2 separate regions of the Mus musculus genome follow, and region 2 is linked to region 1. The links are chromatin loops, found by intact Hi-C in ENCODE. Cell type or tissue: gastrocnemius. All regions are shown on one strand. Links, peaks and the distances in the headings refer to the core of each region. The heading gives the core; the rest is flanking DNA.

Region 1 (8,000 bases), core at 1-8,000:
ATCTGTAACTTGTGCTTCTAATTTCTCAGATCACAAACCTAGAAGCAAGGAACTCCATCCTTTCTCTTATGTTGATTAATATCACTAGTCCCTTGAATTCTATCTTTAAAAATACTGCAGAGATGGCTCAGTGGTTAAAAGCTGCTCTTTCAGAGGTCCTGAGTTCAATCCCCAGCAACCACATGGTGGCTCACAACCATCTATATTGGAATCTGATGACCTCTTCTGGCACACAGGTGTAAGGTATAAAGATAGATAGAGCTCTCATACATAAAAATAAATAATTTTTTTTTAAAGAATAATTCTTAGATGTCATTTTTCTGTCTCTACCATTTGTGAGATCAAATCTGTACTGTTACAATAGTCTGGTTAGTCATATGTAAATATATTCCAAGAACAGGTATAACAACATTCAAGTAGGAAACAGGCCAGGAACAGTGAAATGACATGGGCTACACTATATAAGCAGCTTCTGAGAGGAAGATGGCCCTCAGCCCCAGGGGTCTCTTGATACTTGAATCTGGTTTTTCTGCCTCAGAATTTTCAAAAGAATGCTCAAGTCAAATTATCTGTATAAAATGTCCTATCTATAAAACAGTAGGCCAAATAAGACTGAAAGCTGGAGTCCTCAAGCTGCCTTGGAAAGTGAAAGTTGGTTTTATATTATATTCCATAATTTATGGTTAACTCATTTTGTTGCTTTTCAGAATATTGCCTGGTTGTTGTTGTTGTCGTTGTTGTTGTTGTTGTTGTTGTTGTTTTAGTGAGGGTTTTTGAGGGAATGGGGGTTGGTTTTGGTTTTTCTTTTAAAAAAAAAAAAGATTTATTTATTTATTTTTATGTATATGAGTACACTGAGTACAGATGGTTGTGAGCCATCATGTGGTTGCTGGGAATTGAACTTAGGGCCTCTGCTTGTTCCGGCCCTGCTCGCCCAGGCCCAAAGATTCATTCACTATTATATGTAAGTACACTGTAGCTTCTGACACTCCAGAAGGGGGCATCAGGTCTCATTACAAATGGTTGAGAGCCACTGTGTGGTTGCTGGGAATTGAACTCAGGACCTTCAGAAGAGCAGTCAGTGCTCTTAACCATCTCTCCAGCCCAGTTTTGGTTTTTCAGGGCAGGGTTTCTCTGTATAACCCTGGTGGTCCTGGCTGACCTCAAACTCACAGAGATCCGCCTGCCTCTGCCTTCCAAGTGCTGGAATTAAAGGCCTGCACCACCACCCAGCTACCTGCCTGTTTTAATGTAATGTTATGGTTTTAAAGCTGTGTGAATTTCTTTGAGCTGTAGGAATAAATGGCCTTACTTACAAACACTGGAATCCAAAGTATTAGATGAAAGAACACAATCCCTGTAAGACTGAAATACACAAAGGACGGCCACTGTTGAAACTGAAGTACATCCCAAAGTGCATTATAACATCTAGAGCATACATAGTGCAAATAGCAGTAACACTGCCTGATGAGTCTTGGACAGTTGACAGCTTTCCTAACTTCTTCCAAATCACAGGCAGAAGGCATATCGGTCCATAACACTCTCAGTACCTAACACCTTACTTTCTAGCTATAGAGTAAGCACTCAGGTATTTGTCTCATGAATGACTTCTGTCTGGGCTGCTGTTAAAAACAAATCACAACAACAGAAAAAAAAAAGAAAAAAAAAAAACCTTAGACTGGCTAATTTATAAGCAGACGTACAATTCTTATAGTTCTGATGGTTGAAAATCTGAGCTCAAGACACCATAGAACTTCTCTCATGTTCTTGAATAGTGGAAGGTGCAGGGTCAGTCATCCTTAGCACCTTTATCGGAGTACTAATCCCAGTCATATGGGCCTTGGTCATGGCACTGTACCTCCCGGGGGCCTCATTTCTCGATTCAGGATTAGATTTCAGCACATGAGTGTAAGGTAGAATGGAGACTTATAAAATGAGAAGCTTGAAGAAGACACACCAGGAAAGGCAAATAAGATGATTGTTAATAGTAAAGACACATTGTGAGTGTACATTACTCCTCCTTCCATTAAATTCTCTCTTTAAAGTGAGGTGAAGGTCCTGGCCTTGCATGCACTTGGTCTACTCTGACATGAGTCCAAAGAGCCAAGTGGAAATGCCCACACTACCTCATTTCCATTTAAACAAAAATAAATTGTTGGGGTTTCTTAACTCACTAGTATTTTTAATTTAATAATATCTCAGATCTTTTATTTGGGGGGAGGGTAGGAGGAGACTCTAGTCTACCCCAGGCTGGCTTAGATCTCACTTTCTGATTCAGGCTATTCTCTAATTTATAGCAGCCCTCCTTCCTTGGGCTCATAAGTAAGATTACAAGTGAGCCACCATGCCCTACTCTTACCTTTCCATCTTACAGTGTCCTCGTACCTCCATGGTATTCTGTGTTGTCAGGACTACAGTGTACCTTTCTTTCCTTTACCGGTGGCAGGTTACACTTTTTTTAAATTTTCCCATATCATAAACAATGCTTGGGTATACATTTAGGGGAGGAGGTTGCAGTGCTAGGATCAAACCCAAGGCATACACCAGGCAAGAGTTCTACCTCTAAGGTATCATCCCAGCATGAGAATACAACATACTGCTATAGGCTTTATTTTGCTTTTTTTCTTCCTTCAGACAGTCTTACTATGTATCCTTTTCTGGACTCTACATTAACAGAGATCTGCCTCTGCCTCTCTGCCTCCCAAGTGCTGTAATTAAAGTAGCATGTACCACCATACTAAGCTTGCGTTTACCTTCTGAGACAGCATCTCCTGCATCACAGACTGCCCACCCCCGAACTTGATAGTAGCCAAGGATGACCTTTAGTTTCTGATCCTCATCTCAAGAGCTGGAATCTGTAGCAGTGTCAACTTTCAAAGTGTTGATGATCCCTCGCAAAGCTCTGTACATGGCCAACCAAAAAGCACTACCAGCTCAGCTCAGTACCTGCCCCGACGTGGATGTACTCTTCAGAAATACATGTGTCTTCCTTAGTCTCTGTATAATGCCTACAGATTTTTCTGAAAAGCAGCCCTGCAATAGTTGGAAGATAGCAACTGTGCCAGTGACTTGGAACCATTACTGTTATGGTGAGAAGTCAGGAAAAAAGAAAACAAAATTTGTGTAGAGGATGGAGGGCACCTAGATAACAGCAGTTAGTGTACATTGTACTTGGGATCCTCATACTTTTTAAAACATTTAAATCTTAAAACAACAAAAAAAAGTTGTGCATTACTAGAAACCCAACACTTGGGGGCCTACAACAGAATATTGCCACAAGTTTAAGGCTAGCTTGGGCAACACTGTGAGACCCTGTCCTGAAAGACTGACAAAGACGGTACTCCAGCCCTAAGGTAAATGGCTGGGCAGTGCTGATGTCGTGGTGGTGTTCTCTCGGTCACCGGCTTATGTCGTCGGTATTTATGTTTGCGTTTGTACAGTCATTGAGATGAGATGGCTCAGAGGTATATTCTCCACAACTCTGGCAACCTAAGCTCACTCCTCAGATCCCACACACATATATACATGCTCACACATTAATAATAAACTTTTTAGAAGGATGCAAATTGCTCCTTGTGTTAATAATTGATGGAGGGTACAGCCATGATGAGTATTTCCAATGTTAGATTCCCCCAACTAATGAATCATGAATTGAGATTTTTTTAAGCCTTCAGAAACCTAAGAATTTTCCTTACTCTTTTATTAGTATGTAATCCATCTAAATAGATTGCTTCACCAGGTTTCATAAACATGTAGCCTGGCTGCTTTCCAAAGAGTTGTACTGGTCTTCAGTGTGCTATATATCTAGCTTTAGAAAGCGGCTCCATCAGAACCCAGATTCCTTTGTCTTTTTTCCATTGAAGTGACTTGATATTTACTAAAGGAAATAGACGGTAATGTAAACCAGATCATTAGAATATTTGCATACTCAGTGTCTGTTATGATCGGAGGTTTCCTTGTGTTGCCATTGTGTATACGATTTTGAAAGAAGTATAGGAGCCTGCTTCAGGGTTCAGATTGTAGCCTCTTTAAATGGCGTCTTTCATATTACATTGCTTTCCAAAAAGCGAAATCTTCGTTGATACTCAGACATCAGATGTCTGATTTTTAAACTCCTCTTATAACATTTACTGTTGAACAAGTTTTTGATATCCCTATATCAAGCGTCCATTAGAAATTTGGCATTTATGAGAAGTGATCATTTATCATAAAGTCTTATGGGAATATATTGCTTACAAGACCAGAAAGTGCTTCAAGACAGGCCACAGTTACATTCATTGCTGTATATTTCTTTTTACTAGAAGCTCAGTAGTAAATACTGAGTCACAAACTGAATGGTTACTTATTGTAACTCTTGCTACTCCTAACTAATGTTGAAAGTATTTTAAATACTGATAATTGTGTTTTGTTTTGGTTTTTTTCAGAATGATTGACTGGCTGTCCTGGCCATTGGCTCAGCATGTAGATACGTGGGTAATTGCTCTCCTGAAAGGACTGGCAGCTGTTCAGAAGTTTACTATTTTGATAGATGTTACTTTGCTGAAAATAGAACTGGTGAGTAGAAGTAGATGAGCCCATTGGAGTGCATACAATTCTGAGTATGTTCCTAGTTTTGGTTTTGTTTTAAATAGGTTTTGGGGGCAAAGCCAGTGAGACAGAGATAGTCATTTGAAACTAGTTTGCAGTTTTCAAACAGTTTTCATTCACTTTAGTTGTTTCTCTGTTCTTGTTAGTGTTGGTTTGATGATGTTTGTTTTCCATCTTCTGGTTTTTAGAGACAGTCTCACTATGGAGCCCAGACTGACCTCAAACTCACAATCCTCCTGTCTTAACCACACAAATAGAAAGGCACCATGCTTGGCTCCAAATGCAAAATGTCAGACTTCTAGCACTACGCCCCACCTAACTGCCTTGAGACTCTGCATTCTGTGTTGCTAACCCAGGACACAATTGATCACAATTTTTGTTTTGAGTTTTGGTTTTTCCCAGTGCTAGGAATCCAGCCCAGAGTTAGGCACCCCTGATCTACATCCTCAGCCAAGTCACTCCCTCATTAAAACACTGTCTTTGTTTAATTCCCAGGACATTATGCCCTCTTGACTCTTGTCTTTTGCTGACATTATCAGGCTCTGCTCTAACTGATCTTTGGTCCACTTTCTTCTTTTTTTTTTTTTTTTTTTTTGATTGTTACTATGAATAATGATAAATCAAAACATGTACTGGACTTAGAAGATAGCTCAGCAGCTAAGAGAATGTACTGGTCCTGAAGACTACCAGAGCAATGTTCCCAACATACTACCAGGGTGGTTCACAACCTCCTGAAATAACAGATACATTGGCCCTGCTCTCACATATACATACCACCACATAGAAAAGCACAAGGGGTCCCATTTTTTTTTCCATTTTTTATTAGGTATTTAGCTCATTTACATTTCCAATGCTATACCAAAAGTCCCCCATACCCACCCACTCCCACTCCCCTACCCACCCACTCCCCCTTTTTGGCCCTGGCGTTCCCCTGTACTGGGGCATATAAAGTTTGCGTGTCCAATGGGCCTCTCTTTCCAGTGATGGCCGACTAGGCCATCTTTTGATACATATGCAGCTAGAGTCAAGAGCTCCGGGGTACTGGTTAGTTCATAATGTTGTTCCACCTATAGGGTTGCAGATCCCTTTAGCTCCTTGGGTACTTTCTCTAGCTCCTTCATTGGGAGCCCTGTGATCCATCCATTAACTGACTGTGAGCATCCACTTCTGTGTTTGCTAGGCCCCGGCATAGTCTCACAAGAGACAGCTACATCTGGGTCCTTTCGATAAAATCTTGCTAGTGTATGCAATGGTGTCAGCGTTTGGATGCTGATTATGGGGTGGATCCCTGGATATGGCAGTCTCTACATGGTCCATCCTTTTATCTCAGCTCCAAACTTTGTCTCTGTAACTCCTTCCATGGGTGTTTTGTTCCCACTTCTAAGGAGGGGCACAGTGTCCACACTTCAATCTTCATTCTTCTTGAGTTTCATGTGTTTAGCAAATTGTATCTTATATCTTGGGTATCCTAGGTTTTGGGCTAAAATCCACTTATCAGTGAGTACATATTGTGTGAGTTCCTTTGTGAATGTGTTACCTCACTCAGGATGATGCCCTCCAGGTCCATCCATTTGGCTAGGAATTTCATAAATTCATTCTTTTTAATAGCTGAGTAGTACTCCATTGTGTAGATGTACCACATTTTCTGTATCCATTCCTCTGTTGAGGGGCATCTGGGTTCTTTCCAGCTTCTGGCTATTATAAATAAGGCTGCTATGAACATAGTGGAGCATGTGTCCTTCTTACCAGTTGGGGCATCTTCTGGATATATGCCCAGGAGAGGTATTGCTGGATCCTCTGGTAGTACTATGTCCAATTTTCTGAGGAACCGCCAGACTGATTTCCAGAGTGGTTGTACAAGCCTGCAAGCCCACCAACAATGGAGGAGTGTTCCTCTTTCTCCACATCCACGCCAGCATCTGCTGTCACCTGAATTTTTGATCTTAGCCATTCCCACTTTCTTCTTAATCCAAACTTACTGCAAGTGTTCTATACCATACAGTAACCATAGATGCTACATGGACTTAAATAAGGTGTCCAACTTAAGGCATAACAGATTTATATTTGAGTTCACTATTTGCCCTTGAATTAGGTATTCATTTTGTCTTAGTTACTATTGTATTGCTGCAAAGAGACACCATGACTATGGTGATTTGAATAGAATGGCTCCCATAGACTCACATGTGTATGCTTGGCCCAGGGAGTGGCACTATTAGAAGGTGTGGCCTTGTTAGAGGAAGTGTGTGCTGGAGGGGAGGGGGCTTTGAGGTCTCCTATGCTGATGCTCTGCCCAGACACAGTTCCCTTCTGCTGTCTGCAGATGAAGATGTAGAACTCTCAGCTCCAGTATCATATCTTCCTGGTCTCTGTTCCCGCCATTACAAACCAGCCCCAATTAAATGTTTGGTTTTGTTTTAATAAGAGTTGCTTCATGGTGCTGGAGAGGTGCCTCAGCGGTTAGGAACACTGACTGTTCTTCCAGAGGTCCTGAGTTCAATTCCCAGCACGTGGTAGCTCACAACCATCTGTAATGGACCAGATGCCTTCTTCTGGTGTGTCTGAATTCAGCTATAATGTAATTATATACATAAAATAAATAATTCTTTAAAAAAGAGAGAGAGTTGCTTCAATCATGGTGTCTGTTCACAACAATGAAGTCCTAACTAAGGCAGTGACCAAGAAAAGCTCTTATAATAGAAAGCATTTAATTGGGGCTGGCTTACAATTTCAGAGGATTGGCCCATGATCCTCCTGGCTGGAAGCAGACAGGCATTAACTCTGGAGCAGTAGTTGAGAGCTTTGCATCCTGATCCTCAGACAGCAGGCAGACAGAACCTGGACTTGGCATGGAAACCTCAAAGCCCACCCCCAGTGACACACCTCCTAGTCCTTCTAATCCTCAAATAGCTCTACTCCCTGCTGACTACACATTCAAATATGGCTTTGGGGGCCACTCTTAACTCAAACCATCACACATTGATTCAGTTATCTAAACTCAGATCTTTCTCTTTTGCTTTTCTTAAGGGGAAGGGGGACAAGTGGAGATAATTTAGATTTTGTTTGTGCTTTTTTCCATAAAAAGAGTTATTACAGCAAAAGAAAGATAGAATACATTACAAAGACACATGTTCTGACTAACTCAGGAAGTGAGTAGCCTATACTCGAAAATGCTAAATTCATATAAATCCACACTCTCACTACTGATTTTTACTCCCAAACCTGGTGCTCTCCCTCTTGATAAATAGCTATCTTCAATAGCTTCCACTCACTTGGGCCCTAGTCTTTGGAGCAACCCTTCTCTTTTTACTGTCTATAAAATACTGTCTGTCCTATAAAATTTACTAACTTTAAATGCCCAGAATCCTACTACTCCTTTAACCCACTACATCCCTGTTGCTGGTGTAAAGTCATCA
Region 2 (17,095 bases), core at 5,481-13,480, 1.3 Mb after region 1:
CATCTACTGTATGCTATCTCAAATTCAACAAATACTCACCAAAAAATTCAAAAATATACCCTATGGATATTAAAAGAACTATATACAACAATTCTAAGACACAGGTTAATAGGCTGCCTCGTGTGTAATAGTAAAGAGAAGACGTTATTCAAGTTTGACAGATACTGAGATGAAAGGCCTTTGGGTTGGAAGCATATTAAAAGACAACAGTGTTTTAGGCTGAGGATTGTTTGAGCCCAGTTTATGACTAAGGCATTGCATAATAAAATATACATTTCTATTTGGTGCAATGTTATGTTTTGGAATCTATAGTGTATTGAATGCTTTATTTTCTTATCACTTTAGTAAACACTAAAAAGCACACATTTCCAACGTTTTAAATCAAACTTACACAAGGAAAATAATCAAACACTGTCTATGTTTTATATTGAGCTGTTTATAAAAAAATACTTAAAAGTCATGTTTACTTTTTATGGGGGCAGTAACCCAATAAACAGATTTTGAGTAAGAAAAAACACAATGCCAAAAATTCATCTGCCCCTTGAATTCATGTCCAAAGTGTCATCAGAATAGGAATTAAGGGAAAGGGGTAAAGGGAGGAGATAGTTCCAATTTGGGTTTTTATTGTAATGATTTTAAAGCCTTCAGAAATACTCCACCTAAGAAAAGGCTCTACAACATGAGCAATAATTAACCATTAAGTGTGTTGTCCCCTGTGGCCATCTCCCATCCCTGATCTCCTCCTATCTCCCCTGTATGGGCGTCCTCTAACATGTCGATGGTACTGATAACCTTCATCCCGGCTTCGATTTGGCTGCCCTTTCCAGGACTCCTCGCCTCTCACGTGTTGATAGCCACCTCGACCAGAAGAGCCCCAATCACTTTTGTACTTCCTGCTTCCGTAAGTTTGATTATAAAACTGCTTGGATCTGCCACTTCTCAAAATATTAGATACTTCATTCTCATCTTCTGAACTCTCTTCTTTTGGTCTTTGCAATCTATCCACAGAATTGGCCCCAGGGCTGACCACATCAGCAGCAGTCTTGGGATCTTTTACTTTCTCTGGTTTTTCTTTCAGACTTTGAATGGTCCTCTTAGGCTCAGGTTCAGCAGACCCAGGTTCTCTTTCTCTGTTTAGAATCTGAGTGGGAGGATGACCCTTTCCTTCCACTGCAGAAGAACCTGAAGCCAAGTCTATGTCTGCCTTCCGGGTCTGGGACGACTGCTCCACTCGGCCTTCGTGCTTGCTGCTCACACTCGCTGCAGACAGAGAATGTGCACCTTCAACTCTGGCGTCTGGGAACTCATCTACTGCTGAGACAGAATCGCATTCTTTAGACAGATCTAGATTCTCCAAAGGCAAATCCAATTCTCCTTTATCATCAGGGGGCAGGACAATATTTTGCCTCATTACAGGATTTTCTACGAATCCCTGAAAAGGATACCCATACCAAACATGAGGGAAGAAAGGAGGTGCAATGGGAACAGGACCTAAAAATGGGTTAGGCCCAAAAGACTGTTGTGGGTACATGTTCTTGCCACTAAGTGACTCTTCATATTCAGCATGAAGAAGCTGCCCTGGGTTCTCAGACTCCAGTTCAGGTTGGTAAGACAATTGTCCATGACCTTCAGACACCTGAGATGGAGGGATAACCAGAGGTGATGCAAATGCAGGCGGTCCCATCTCTGCCTGTGGCATCTGACCATTAACACTGGCCTCGGGGTGCAGAGAGTAGTGGGCATCGGTGCAAGGACAGTCACTTTCACTCTGAGCAGGAGGGGCTTCTTGGAACCAAGTATTCTGAGGATACACGGGAACAGGGACCTTTGGGTACATCCTGCAGGCTGCCATATAGGCCTGGTGCAGAGGATATAGGTAAGAATGTGGGGCCCACATAGGACAACTATATGCCTGAAAGACAAAAAAATATCAAAATAGAAATGAGAGGTTAAAAAGCTGTCTTTCTGAAAGTATTTAGGTTAAGCTAAGTCGCTCATGCATATAAAACATCAAACAAGTACAGGATCACAGTGGGGACCAACATGAAAAGAGCTAGAATCCAGTCATCACTTCTTGACCTGGTTTCCCTAGGTTCTGACCTGATACAGATTAAAAGGAAAATGCATCATCATAGCCACTGAGAATTTAGCTACACCCATTCACTAGCCTGCCAAAAAATGCTCAAACAAGACACAGTCTCCAACAGAGCTCATTAACTAGGAGTCCTCAAAGTACTCCAGTACCCAAGGATTAACATATCAGACCTCAAAAAACAACAACAACAAAAACATGCCGGGTGCGTTGTGGCGCACACCTTTAATCTCGGCACTCGGGAGGCAGAGGCAGGCGGATTTCTGAGTTCGAGGCCAGCCTGGTCTACAGAGTGAGTTCCAGGACAGCCAGGACTATACAGAGAAACCCTGTCTCAAAAAAAAAAAAACAAAAAAACAAAAAAACAAAAAACAAAAACATATCAGACCTCTTAACAAAGGATAAAGATGAAAAAGAAATGCTTTAAATCCTTCCTTTGTTGGTATTCAATTAAAAAAACCAAATTATGAAAAAAGTCGAGCATGACCTAGGTAAATGTAACCAGGCAATAGACACAGCGTATGGCTTCCTACGGCTAGCTACAGGATTGATTGGGATACCTGATATTTAATCCATGTTTCTAGAAAAGACAGAAATGAATTCCCGTCAAAGACAGAACACTGACATAACTGTCCTGTGGCCTCTTTCTAAGAAAAGCTTTTTGTTCTTTTAGTCACTTCCCCTGCGCCCCCACTAACTCTGCTATGTTCCCACCTTACAGAAAGAAGCTTTCTATGTTACTTCCGCCAGTCCTCTCTTTTTTTTTTAAGTTTTTAAGATTGATTGATTGATTGATTGATTGATTGATTATATGTGTGTACACTGTTGCTGTCTTCAGACACTCCAGAGGAGGGCATCAGATTTTTGTTAAAAGATGGTTGTGAGCCACCATGTGGTTACTGGGATCTGAACTCGGGACCTTTGGAAGAGCAGTCCATGCTCTTAACCACTGAGCCATCTCACCAGCCCTCCAGCCCTCTCTCAACAGGGGCAGCTTTGCATAACCATGACTAGGAGGCTTCAGAAACACCCAGTAGCTTGTACAGGATACAGACCTAAATGTGCTAGAGCACAACTTCATACTAAGACCTTTCTTCTAACTCCCATCAAGGACATTCCCATGAACAACAGTCCAGGAACTTGGTTTGTCCCTTCGTATATTCCAATGCCAAACTATTATCAATTAAAAGAAAAAGCAAGAGGCAGAGGCAGGCAGATTTCTGAGTTCAAGGCCAACCTGGTCTACAGAGTGAGTTCCAGGACAGTCAGGGCTACAGAGAAACCCTGTCTCAAAAAACCAAAAAAAAAAAAAAGAGAGAGAGAGAGAGAGAAAGAAAAAAGAAAAAGAAAAACGCAAGCAAAAAAAACTAGAACCTGTACCATTACCAAACATAAAAGGTACCATTTAGTAAACCTTAAATTACCAATTAAGAGTTAAATATTTTAAATTTTAACTATTTACAGTGATGAGGTTAACTATAAAAAGATAAGATGTAAATACCTTTACACCGAGATTGAAGAAGAATCGAAGAATATTCTTATCTGAAAAAAAAATTTTTTTTTCATTAAAATTGCATAGTCAAAGCTTTTTCTTTCTGCCAAAATCAACTATTAAAGCTCTAGAGACATTTTCCTGCTATATTGTCTGTGCAGTAAAACACAGAAATAGAAACATAACTAAAAACAGGCGTGACTAGAGGGCAATTTCAAGTCTGCTACATTTTCCTCTGTATTAATATCTAAATCCCCAAATAGCTGAAATTAAGTTCATCTGATTAAAATTCAATCTGGGAGAAATTCAGATAAACATTATACTCTGTTGTGGTTTCAAAAATTACAAAATGAAAACAGTGAAAAATATAAATATCAAATATAAAAATATAAAAATCAAATCAGATATTGGTAGTGCGTACTTATAACCTAGAACTCAGTAGGCTGAAGCCGAGTATAACTCCCGGCCTACAAAATACATTAAAGCTTGGGCTGGATGGCTCAGCGGTTAAAAGCACTGTCCACTGCCCTTCCAGAGGTCCTGAATTCAATCCCAACAACCACATGGTGGCTCACAACCATCTGTAATGGGGTCTGATGCCCTCTTCTGGTGTATCTGAAGACAGCTACAGTGTACTCACACACATAAGATAAATTCTTTAACAAAATAAATTGATTAAAGCTTAGAAATGATTTCAAAGCTGTCAAAGTTATTTATGGAAAGGGAAAGCAAACAAACAAAGCGAGCATGAGAGGCTTGGCTAAGCACAGACCTCACTTCCTACCAAGCCCAAGCTGACACAGGCCGGAACACTCAAATGATACGTCTCTGCTCTTCACCGAGCCCTTTCAATGGCTCTTTCTCACTAACTCTGTGTGCCTGAGGAAACAGGAACTCGAGGCTGGAGAAGGCCTCACCTTTAGGCAGGTCCTCCCCGGTCTGACACAGTGAATAAGGTGGTGCAATGGCTCGATCTCCCTTCTCACTACAAGGAAACCCAGGATAGAGGGGGTCTTGATAGAGGCTCATTGTCTGAGGCAAAGGCATCAAGGGCTGGTTAACTGCCTGAATTGACACAGGAACCGGAGAAGGTGTTAAATGCGCTTGTGACACGGCAGCATCAGGTCCAGTGGTCTGTGTCACTGACAAAATGGGAATCTGAGCAGGGACACCTAAGATAGGGGAAGAAAAAAAAAAACTATAAAAAAAGTCAAAGTTATTTTCATTTAGAAATATCTGTAGTAAACTAACAATACTGCACAACTTATACACACTGTAAAGTAGCGAACAGTAAGCTACCTTAGGTACCTTAGTAACAACCCAGGAAATAAGCTGAGTCAAAGTATTCTAACTATAGTTTCCCCCAATAAAATGTCCTTGTGAGGAGTCCTAAAGGAGCTGTAATAAATAATATTGCCTACAGAGGAAACACAAACTGTGACACCAGTCACTGTTGAGCAACCAAAGACAACAATCTGACAATGGGGGTCACACACCCACAATGATAAAAGCATACCCCAACGAACACCACGCACAGGCCCTGAGCCTTCTAGAACCATGAGAAACACTAAGAACTCCACATTCCTAAGTCTGCTGTGGTCCAGACCTCACTCAAGAACTTGAAACTTCTGATTTGAAAGGCACTGTGAACTGGTTGGAAGTTTTTCCAAATCCTTCTCTAACCTGTTGGTCCGAAAGTTGTAGGTTCACTTGGCCAGGCTGGCACAGTGGCTGGTAAAGAAGGCACCGCAGGAGTGAGATGTACTTCTGGAGAAACTAGAAGGGGAGCTGGATTTGACAAAGGTATATGTTCTGCTGGCTTCTTCAAGAATGGCAGGTAAAAAAGAGAAGAAAAATTCATTTTGCTTTAACACGTTTTAGTAACAAATTTATTTTGAGTGAAGTATAAAAGGCCCTACTATAAATTATTCATGCCAGTCTCAGAGTTCACTTACTGGCCAAGAATACCACATGACACATTTCATATTAACAAATTTGCCTAGCGCCAAGAAACAAGCTTTTAAAGGCAAGTGAAAAAAAAAAAAAAAATCACAGAAGTTCTTGGCTTTTTCCCCCCTAGAAGAATCTTACACAAAAATTTTAAAAATGCACTTAAGTACATTCATTTTGCTAACACAAAGTATATTGAGGAAACAGCATTAGACCAAGAACCAAAATGTCTGCAGATAGTCAAGAGTGTTCATTTACTTGGCAAACTACTAGTCCTTTTAAATGCATATAGAAGAATTCATTAGTGATAATGCACACGACTTCTAGAGATATTTTTAATGTTCTTTTTTATTTTCCAGCTGAACCAGCACAAAAATAAACAAGGATGCCAAACATAAAAGTTAGCAATTGTAAACTTCGCTCAAAATCAAGTCACAGTAATGGCCAGAGAATGGCTAAAAAATGACATTCCAGAATTTTACAACAATCCAGACTAAAAAGAATAAATTAAGAAAATGTTAAGAGCACCCACATTATGTCTGAAATAAATTCTACCATCTACAAAACAGATGTTTTCACATACAGAGTAAAGAAACCGAGATGGTCACCCTTACACCAAGTTCAATAAACTTACTTGTTCTACAGGAGATGGGCACTCTTTCTTTGACTTAGATGGTGATGAAACTCTTGTACATTTATCATCGCTGATCTTTGATCAAAAAGAAAAGTCATACTGTGATTAAGAGACCTCCATTTTGGATAGTTTACTGAGAACCCACTCCCGTTTAATTTGGCCTGTGCATCACTATATCACAGTACCAAGCAGCTTTTATTTGGGGTATGACTTTCAAGAGTGTTAACAGTCTCCTTTACAGATCTCACTCTGTAGAGTGATGAAGATTAAACACTAAGATCCCACATAGTAGTGAATGTCTTTCATCCCAGCACTTGGAAGGCAGAGGTTAAGCAGATCTCTGAGACAGAGACCATCCTGGTCTACAGAGCAAGTTATAGGACAGCCAGAGTTCCACAGAGAAACCCTGTCTTGATAAACAAAAATATAAAACAAAACAACAACAAAAACTAAACACGAAAACCACTGTTTTGCAACTCTTCCTATCAGGCACCTGAAGTAACCTTAGGAAGCAATGGAATGTTAATGGCCTCCACCTTCTTCATCCCAGTTTCCATTTTTCTATTAAATTATAAAATGTCTAAATGCTTTCAATCTCATTACCGAGCCTCTTACACTATCACAACATTAAGGAACAAGAAGCAACTAATATTTAAACCGTTTGGGACTGGTGGGATGGCTCAGCAGCTACAGTACCTGCCACTAAGCCTAGTGGCTTGAGCTCAATCCCTGGGACTCACGTAGCAGGAGATAAAGCTGATCTCTGCTCTCCACATATACACTATGGTGGTCACACACCCATGCATGCGCACGTAATAGGTAAGCAAATGTTTTCAATATATTTAAGACCTTTACCTCCAGTGTGCTTGGCTCCGGTTTTTTATCCACATGAGTATGGCCACGTAGAGAGTCTGCAACAGATCAAGAATTTAAAAAAGGCAGTTGATTTAAATACAGAAATACAAGTACTGTCTTAGCTCATATCAATATTTGTCTCCTATGTCAAATATATGACACCAGATGGACAGCTTAACAATTTTAAGTATCTTTTCCAAATACACCAATCCCTTCTTATCTATAGTAGATGCACCAGCTGATATCTCAAACTTTGTATAAACCCAGTTTTATACTATGAATTTTTCTCTGTATCTATAAATCAGCAGCAACTACTACTGCAGTAAAAAAGAATTCAGATAGTCTGTAATAGAAGTTACATGAATGTAACCTCTTACAAAGACAGTATACTTCTACCTTTTCATTTAAAGAGAGGACTCTAGGACTTCTCTTTCTTCTACTCACATTGCCAGCATCTCTACTCTGCACTATGGAGGCACTGCTAGAACACAGGCACTGCCACGCCCACTCAAGGAGACACTCAAGGTGGCTGACTATAAGAGGCCAGTGGGCAGGCAGCACACACAGCATGGAAACCCTGGCCATCCATCCACATGTGTACAGGAAGCAGCAGGATAGCACAAACATCACCTTGCTACTCAAAACTGCACTCAGTTGGACTCACAGCAAGTATTTCTGGTACTCGTCATTTATAATTTCCAGATCAGTTTACTTGAATACATAAAACTGCAGAAATTAAACTACAAATAAGGCAAGAAATATGTCTGACTTGAAACAGTCAGAGATGTCATGTATCTTCAGTGATAAAGCAGTGTACCTTTGTCCTTTCGTTCCTCTGCGTCTGCTCTCCGCATGCTTCCTTTCCTGTCCCTTGCATGTGAAGACTTCCTTGGGACACACGCATTGCTATTCTGAGAAGGTGACTGACTGACTGATGAACTCTTTAAAATAAAATCATACTGGTATTAAAATTTTACAAATATGTATACAAGCTCTACAAATAACATTCATACTTCTAATCAAAACTCTCCAAGTTTAGAGCCTTATAGTTTTATACTTCAGAATCTACTGGATAGTTAATTACGGCTATCATCTAGAATCCACATTCAATTATATATTCTACTATAATAGTCTACTACTAAATTAAGTATCAGATAATCAGACATTCGGGCTAAATTAATACTTCATTTATCAGTTTCAAGAGATCACACTGACCAAGCTATTATCTTGAAACTGACACAGTAATATCTTTGCTACCAACCCTCCCAAGGTCTGTTGTAATGGGGAAAATCTCAATTATCAGGTGTTACTGAAACGATCCAGTCAAGAGTAAACCATCTGAGCTCTGAACAACACGTATTACTGGGAAAGTGAAGGGACCAGACACAGTAAGTTGGGTTTTTAAGATGAATTATCACCAACGGTTCTCAACTCCTGCTACAGCGCTCTTAATCACACAACAGGAAATAGGCCTAGTCTTCTATTCCAGTTTCTAGTAAAAAACTAAGCCACTATCAGACCCAGCACATCAATGTCAATCTAAAGTGTGCAAGTAGCCCAGTGGCACTGCTTTTGCCATTCGCTAGTTAAGAGAAGTTTGAATAAAGAGTGAATATTAATGTCAGTTTCGCTAAGCAAAGCTATGTGAAAACAACTGAAAATGTGTGAGGGAGCACTGAGCACAGACCGTACTTGCCTCGGGTACCTTTTGCAACCGTCCCCAAGCTCCAGACAGGACTACTCAAATAAGCTCTCAACCTGAGCTTCTCTCTCAGAAAACAGAAAAGTGAACACGTGCAGCTCTGATACTATCTGTGGAATAATGAGGAGCCTTCAACAGCACTCCCCCTTGCTTCAGTCAGGGTTGCCATGCTATACCATTTGCCTAGACTTAAATTGAGAACCCTCACCCACAGGACAATAGTTCTCCTTTCTGATTGCATCCCAAAGTTAAAAGAAATAAAGATGGAGCTATTCCTTTCATCAGACAAGTATCCAGTACAGCCCAGCGACCGACACATGGAACAAGACATGTGCTTCTTGCCCAAAACAGTATGGTGAGCACACTTAAGTGTTTAATGTACAAGTGATCAAACTTTCCTGAGTGCTCAGAAAAACCTTGTAAATGGTCAACTGAGAACTGAGTCTCTCCACTGCAGGATTAGCTTGCAGATCACAAGTCAGTCTGAAAGGAAATACTCGTAACTGTTAGGTGACCAAACCAACCACTGGCTTAGCTGTCAGCAGTTGTCTCAGCAGCATCTCTAGACCAGGATTACGACACGTTCTACCTTTACTTCCCCTCCCTCCTATGTTGGCACGCAATCTTACTATACAAGATGGCCTCTCTTGCTTCTCAAGTGGCTGTGATGACAAGCACACAGAATCAAAGTCGATGTACTAATTAAAGTATTTCCAGTTTGAAAATGTAAGTCCACCACCTGAAATTATGTACTACAAACTGCACTGAGAAAGACTTCTAAACATTAACCTCCCAAGCTCAACATACGTACAGAAAGGGCAGGGAAAGCCTGTTCATCCCGGTTCTGAATCTCATACAGTAAACGAGACTCTTCAATAGCTTGCTTCTCTCTGCGTTCTTCTGGGGAGAGGCCAAAATAGTAAGATTCACGACTCACGTGATCAAAGTCCTCAGCCCTTTCACGGTCAGGTTTTCTGTCAAATAAAACATTCTTTCAGGGGAAAGGCAAATGCACGGAGAACAAAAATGCAATGATCTAGTCTGCATTACAAGCAAACAGCCAACTGAACGAGCTACACCGAGACACTCTAACTTAAGACCGCTGCCTGCCAGGCGTGGTGGCGCACGCCTTTAATCCCAGCACTCGGGAGGCAGAGGCAGGTGGATTTCTGAGTTCGAGGCCAGCCTGGTCTACAAAGTGAGTTCTAGGACAGCCAGGGCTACACAGAGAAACCCTGTCTCGAAAAAGAAAGAAAAGAAAGAAAAGAAAAAAAGAACAAGCATCGTTCCCTCTGTGCTCTCTGTGTGGCTGAGACCAAATGAGATCCTCCCCCAAGAACTTTACTGTGAGTTTCTCAATATATAGATCCCATCTTTATGAAAATATCACAGGTACATTAGAAAGCATTTAATGGAGTCATCTCTTAAGCTTTATTGTGATACAAAATTGAGTTATTTATCACCAGGAATTTTTTTAACAATTACTTAAATATGCCTAGAATAAATTACCTGGGGGGCAGACAAAGTTTTAACCAATACCAGCTACTGAGTCATGTTTAACCAATCTACCTTCTTGTCTCCTGCAGATTATTATTTGGCTCTCCACACTGATGAGAAACCCTGACAAAACTAACAAGAAGTTTGCAACACTTGGAACAAAATATTCAGAAATAAAGGCTTATTCCTGTGTATTGTAGTATTACTGTGTACTGTTTGAAGTTCTGTCAACATTTCTTTTCAACACTACATTATAAACAAGTATGACCTAGAACGTGTAACTAAAAAGATGAATTATAATGAAGGACATGCAGCAACGTGCTTCTCTTCAATTCAGGGAGGTTACCTTGTGATCTGTGAGGGCATCCTACTTAGATTCTTATGCTCACTGGAGGATTTCTGAGACTGGGACCCTGTAGAATGACTGGAGAATGCATGCTGTCTTACACCCGATGAAGGATGCTGGAGTCGAGGAGGTAGTGCAGATGGGGCTTTGATTGGCTTGTTTAGATTCTTTGGCCCTCTGTAATCTGTATCTGTGGAAAATAGAAAGAGACCTCACAATTTCCCTGACGTAAACAACTCCAAGAACTACTATCATAATCCTAAAGACAACTTTGATGTGAACTTACCTGAATGGAAATTTTGCCCAGAATTAGGTTTTTTCATCTTCTTTCCTGACACCGTGTTCCAGCTTTCTGGGGGAGGTGGCTTGAGGTTCTTCGGTGTATGTCTTCAAAATAAACAAAAGTATTTGCTAGTAACTCAACTGGAGAGGCAGACAACTCAGCAGTCAGAAACACTGACTACCCTTCTAGGGGACCTGTCTAATTCTCAGAACCATGAAGTGGTTCATCACCACCCTAACTCCAGTACCAGAGGATCCAATGTTCTGGCCTCCTCAGGCATGATACATGCATGCACTACATGATACATGCAGCCAAAACACTCATACACATCAAATAAGTAAATCTAAAACAATCAGTTTAAAAGAACACTAAAACAAATACCCTGCATAGATACTCTGCTGTCAACTTACACAAGATTTGCTAATTTAAACTAGGCATACTGACATATACTTTTAATCTCTGAATTCAGAGGCCAGCCTGATCTATAAAGTAAGTTCTAGGACAGCCAGAGCTGTAGAGAAATCTTGCCTCAAAAAATACATACACACATACATACATACATACATACATACACACACACACACACACACACACACACACACATGCAGGCAAATAGAAGTGCTAATTTTAATTTTTTCCCTAGACAGGGTCTCACTATATACTCTTGGCCAGCCTGAAAGTTTCGATATATCCCAGACTAGATCCTCCTGCCCCTGTATCCCAAGTGCTAGGATTAAAAGGCACGTACCACCACACCTTTAGTTCTTACACTAAAAATAAATTAGAAAAACTAGACATAGATGTCATTCAGTGAATATTTGCTTATTATATTACCATGTGCAAGACACTGGGTTCAATCCCCAACACCATTAAAAAAAAAGTTTTAAATAAACATTAAAACTGAAGTATAACCAGCATTAGCAATCCAAACTTCTAGCATTAACTTTAAAAATGAAATAATACAAGGCCTTAAATAAAAATTAAGTAACAAATTAAGGAGCAATTTCTTTTCTGCTATTCTCCTAATGGCACTATAGTTAAGGCAACAAGAGAGAACCTTACTGTTAGAGATACTTGTAAACATCACAGGATAGGACAGGATAGGACAGGACAGGACAGGATAATACAGTACAGTAAAATATCCATACTTGATATAAAACATGTAAATTTTTTCCTATTAAAGGATATGGTAAAAGCCAGGCATAGTGGCACATGAGATGTTGCTTCAAAACAAACAAACAAAAAGCTGATTAAAATTATTACGTAAGTGCCGGGTGCGGCGGCACATGCCTGTAATCCCAGCACTCTGGAGGGAAAGGTGGGAGGATCTGAGTCTGAGATCAGCCTAGACTATATAGTGAGTTCCAAGACAGCCAGAACTACCCAGAGAAACCCTGTATCAAAAACAAGAAAATTAAAAATTAAAAAAAGTCAAGCAAACAGATAATATAAAGTATAGTGAAGAAATGATCTGTGTTGCTACAAGTGGGTGTTGGTTATATTGGAGTTCACTGCACTACTCAACTTACAGTCACATATATTTAAATTTGTTTTCTTAGTACAGGTCAAGGTGTGATTTATTACATTTTCCTTTAGTAAGCTAACACCAGTAACTCAAACAAAAGGTGCATTAAAATGGCACCGCGATAAGTCAGCAGTATTTTCTATACTACATGACAATACTGACATTTTTTAAAACAGAGTCTCACTTTGTAGCCTAGTTCCTCTGGAACTCCCTCTGTAGACCAGGTTGGCCTGAGAAATCTACCTGCCTCCCAAGTGCTGCAGTTTGAGGTACCCGCATACGCAGACACTGACACACTACTTATTGCAGAGTGCTCAGAACTGAGAAAACAGAAAGAAACGCAGTGCCTGTTCTCTCTCCAAAGTCCCCATTTAATAACCGCATAATTCCAGCTGCACCTGTGGACAATGTGTTGTAAACTGTAGGCAGTAAAACTAGCATTTGTAAAATATACCAGAGTGAGCAAAACATTTTATCTAAATTCAAATACTCTTCTTTTTCTAGGGGAGTGCATGCTTCTCCCAAAAATGTCTATGGCATAGTCTCTCAATGAACTCGCAGCTCATTTTACATAGGCTAGGAGCACCTGGGACCCACCCACTTCTGATCCCCAACACTCAAGTGGCAGGTCACACAGCCTTGCCTGTTCTTTATGTAGATGTTAGAGATGTAAAAACTCAGTTCCTGGATTTTGTTATTGGGAAAAGGAAGGGAAGACTGGGATGTGGTCTATGTATCCCTGGCTATCCTAGACTTCTATGTAGACCATACTATGCTGGCCTTGTACTCAAGTCATCTGCCCTCATTATAATCGGCCCAGCTTTATAAGCAGTTCCTTTGCACCAGGTTGCAGTAGCTCACACCTTTAATTCCAGCACTCAGGAGTTTGAGGTCAGCCTAGTCTATAAATTGAGTACCAGGACAGTCAGAGCTACCCACAGAAATCGTTTCTCAAAAAAACAAAATAGGTAAAGAGATAGAGAAATATCAGTTCCTTTGCAAGTCAATTCCACCACCCCTCATGATTTTTCTAAAGATCTAACCTATTAAATTTTTATATACAGGTAATACATTTTATTGAAATTCTAAATACAGAGGCATCTAGAAGTAATCAATTTGTAACAGGCTAAATCTAAGGTAGCAAACACCTTAGCTAAAGAATACGTACTTTTTCCCCAGTTCTTCAGACAAAACCAGTCCATTCTCAGAGTGAACCCCATGAATGTCTGCATTAGATAATTTCCCATTATGATCCAATCTAACCTGCTGAACACCAGAAAGAAACATCAGACACCTGATAATGTAAACATTTATCAGGAAAGAGAAATAAGTACAAAAGAGCTTCAACAGAATCTGTATCCCTAAGGCACCGTATCTCTCTACCTAAAAGACTGTTTTTTCTGTCCAATGTTTGGACGTGTTATTAATAAATATGTCAAGCGGCAGCAAAACCCATCCAACTGTAAGCAACGCATACACCAGCAGCTGTCTATCAACCCACCCTGGCTTTGCATCTCCACGCCTGTCTTCTACAGCAAGCAACAACCGTGGACAATTTACTTACCTTGTCTGCTCATATGCAAATTGGAGCTAACAACAGAAAATAATATAACAGAGAACTCCTAGAGATGCAATGGAGAGATATATCATACAGGGACAGCAGTCTACATAGCAGCCACTCTACAAATGAGGGTACCGTTATTACTACTATCTTTCTGTTTTTATACTACAACTATGTAATAATGCTCCTTAAAAAGGGATGCTTCTACTGTTCCTTACCAACCCCACTAATAACTGACTGAACTGTGTGGCTATGGATGCCTTCAAGTTTCTTCTAGGCAAACTGCACACACTAACAGCGTGCACAGCCAATGGCTGCATCAGTAAGGCAGCACAGTAAACGCAGCTCTGCTCTACAAAGAGACTCCCTTTTGTCCAAGTGTTACTATCAGAGTTACCTGATATCACCTGAGCTGACATCTCATTCCTCATTAATTGCTTTTTCTCAAGAAAGTTTTACAATAAAAATGGTTTTTAAAGAGTAACTTAAAAGTTCTTAAATTTTTACGTGTAGGTTTCTTCTGCCACCTGTGGAGTGCTCAGTTGTCAGAAAAGGGCACCAAATCATTTGGAGCTGGAGAACTCAGTTTTAAACCTCCTGATACGGGTACTAGGAACCAAGTCTAGATTCCCTGAAAGAGCAAAAGGACTCTGCTGAGCCATCCTGCCAGCCTTTTTGTTTTGTTTTGTTTTTGAGACAGTGTCTCACTGTATAGTCCTAGCTAGCCTGGAACTCTATGTAGACCAAGCAGACTGGCCATGAACGTACAAAAACCCACTTGCCTCTGTCACCCCAAGCCCTGAGGTTAAAGATATGCATTACCACATTTAGCTTCACTAGCCTTTTTTTAAACAGCTATTTCTACCAAAAAGTTTAAAATATATCCTACATACATGAGTAAGCAAGTCACCTGTGTATCATTCCAGTTGCTTAAGATTTCAGGTAAACTGTATTCAAATAAAATGGACAAAGGTCCAGAATTCAGAAGGCAGAGGCAGGCAGATCTGTGTGACCTCCAGACCAGTCTGGTCTACATAGTTCCAGGCCAGCCTGAACTATACAGTGAGACACTGTCTCAAAAACAAAACAATTAACAATAAAACTGTGGCTCTACAAATGTGTAAATTTCAGCATTAAGATGAGTCTTTTTACTTGTATGATTGAATTCTGAAATTCAAATTATAACTATGGTCAAATTTTAGTTGACTGTTCCTTTGGAAATTATCAGAAAATTTAAGATTCAATTCAGGTCACTTTCTCACTTGGTAGACATCACTTACGTGGCATTTATCTCCAACTTCATACTGTAAGCCAGCAGCAATGGAATAATCACGTTTTTGTTGAGCTGTTAGTTTAAAAAAATTCATTAGAATATACTGTAAAATTTCATTATCTTCAAGTGCTACAAGGCAATCTTTCAGAAGATTTAGGTTTAACTCACCTTGTTTAGACTTCAACCAAATTTCATACTCCACATTTCTATAGACTGCTGGGTTGAGTGACTTAAGAACCTTTCTGGACAAAGGAAGGTCAGCTGAGTTCCCATTGTTCTTAGGGTTCTAAATAAACAACGTCAGAAGTCCAATCAACACAGAAATGCTTTTAAAACACTGTTTCAAATATGCACAAAAGCAAACAACACAAAATCTTAAAAATAAAACAGGAAGCAGCAAATCAGTTTCTTACTAGCAAAGCAACCCTGACTACAGAAGAGGACCATCAAAAATCACAGGTTCTTTACATATAAAAAAGTTAAAAATCATAAAAAATTAAAAATACCTCACTGCCTGAGGGTTTAAATCCATTCACATCAGTAGCAGCAGTACTTTTACTCCTATAAAGGAACAGAACCATAATTAGAAAATGAATATTTGCATGTAATCAACTTTTTTTTTTTTTTTTTTTTTTTGGTTTTTTTTTTTTTTTCGAGACAGGGTTTCTCTTTATAGCCCTGGCTGTCCTGGAACTCACTCTGTAGACCAGGCTGGCCTCGAACTCAGAAATTCGCCTGCCTCTGCCTCCCGAGTGCTGGGATTAAAGGCGTGCGCCACCACGCCCGGCTGTAATCAACTTTTAACAACCTCAACTACATGCCAAAAGCATTAGGCTATACTAATCTCTTAAGTTTTACTAAATTTAAGTATATATCTATCTATCTAGATATATAGACTATATGTATACATCTACGTTTTACTATATGTAAGTGTATTTTATGTATATAATATACATATATGCACATATAAAATCAGGCTTAATACTAGTAATTCTTACTGATTTAGTAAACAAAAAACAGAAATGGTGGTGGCAGGTTGCAGTATTTGAATGGATGAAACAACAATTTACAAAAGATTCAATATCAAATTTTAAAAAGTGTTACAAAGCTTTTAAAAGAATCGGTACAATCAAATTATAACATTTATAATAAAGCCAAATACCTCAACTGTAGAAATGTCAGGAGTCATAACCACCTTTGTGTAAAAAACACTTCCTAATCTTCAATACAATCAAGAACCATCATTAGCCCACTTTTCAGTCACTGACTCTACAAGTGCATTGCCTACTATGTGCTGCACATTATGTATTAATAGACTGCTAAGCAGTGAGAGACAAAAGCTGCCCATAGAATCTAGTAAGGAAAACACAAATTAGGCAGGTACCCAGTACAATAAGAACTAAGTCCTACAAAAAACAAAAGGTAGCAAGCACAGCAGCAAAAAGCAGTAGGGAAGGCCTTGCCAAGGTACCTTTGAATTAAAAAAAAAAAAAAAAAAAAGGTAACAACACAGAGGAGAGCAGAGAAGAGCAGACACAAAGACCACAAGGTGGCCAAGAAGCTGATGGGACTCAAGATGAAAGAGGTTCTACTTAGCCCCTAGAGTATCTATCCTACAACTCCTCTTTAAGAAATCCACCTCTATGTTTCAAAATAACCTCCAAATGTTCACTAAAGGGAGCAAGAGCTTGGAGTCTAGACTGAAAAACAACAACAACAAAATCACTCATCATTTCAAGTACACTCAAGACCCACCAGATATGAATGTGAAAATAAGAATATATTACACATCTTCCCTCCTAATGACCACACTAACTTAATCTATCTTGAAACGGTTATTCAGTGTTTGTCCTCTCTTAAAAATTATGTGACAAAAAAGGGTTTG

What was found. Hi-C counts contacts between places; a loop is a spot of excess contacts. Peaks named below come from ENCODE experiments on the same cell type or tissue, not always from the same donor. Only the 100,000 strongest peaks of a DNase experiment are listed, where the experiment ranks them.
Region 2: it touches region 1 in a loop (4-fold over the local background); 1 of 42 quality-filtered maps calls a loop at or near these places.

The regions. Positions count from the first base shown.
Region 1 is chr8:81,001,886-81,009,885 of GRCm38, reverse strand. Usp38 (ubiquitin specific peptidase 38) reads left to right here. Exons shown (of 10, transcript NM_027554.2): 3 at 4,425-4,554. Among named protein-coding and RNA genes, the nearest start is that of Usp38, 9.0 kb to the left of the region's middle. In gastrocnemius, for the core only: no CTCF peak of the experiment used is centred there; no DNase peak of the experiment used is centred there; H3K27ac peaks cover 4,337 bases.
Region 2 is chr8:79,657,585-79,674,679 of GRCm38, reverse strand. Otud4 (OTU domain containing 4) reads right to left here. Exons shown (of 21, transcript NM_001256033.1): 8 at 15,717-15,771; 9 at 15,379-15,496; 10 at 15,218-15,282; 11 at 13,545-13,642; 12 at 10,855-10,955; 13 at 10,569-10,758; 14 at 9,537-9,699; 15 at 7,841-7,964; 16 at 7,024-7,079; 17 at 6,169-6,243; 18 at 5,268-5,406; 19 at 4,502-4,756; 20 at 3,594-3,634; 21 at 1-1,912. The coding sequence ends at 698. Among named protein-coding and RNA genes, the nearest start is that of Gm51579, 26 kb to the right of the region's middle. In gastrocnemius, for the core only: no CTCF peak of the experiment used is centred there; no DNase peak of the experiment used is centred there.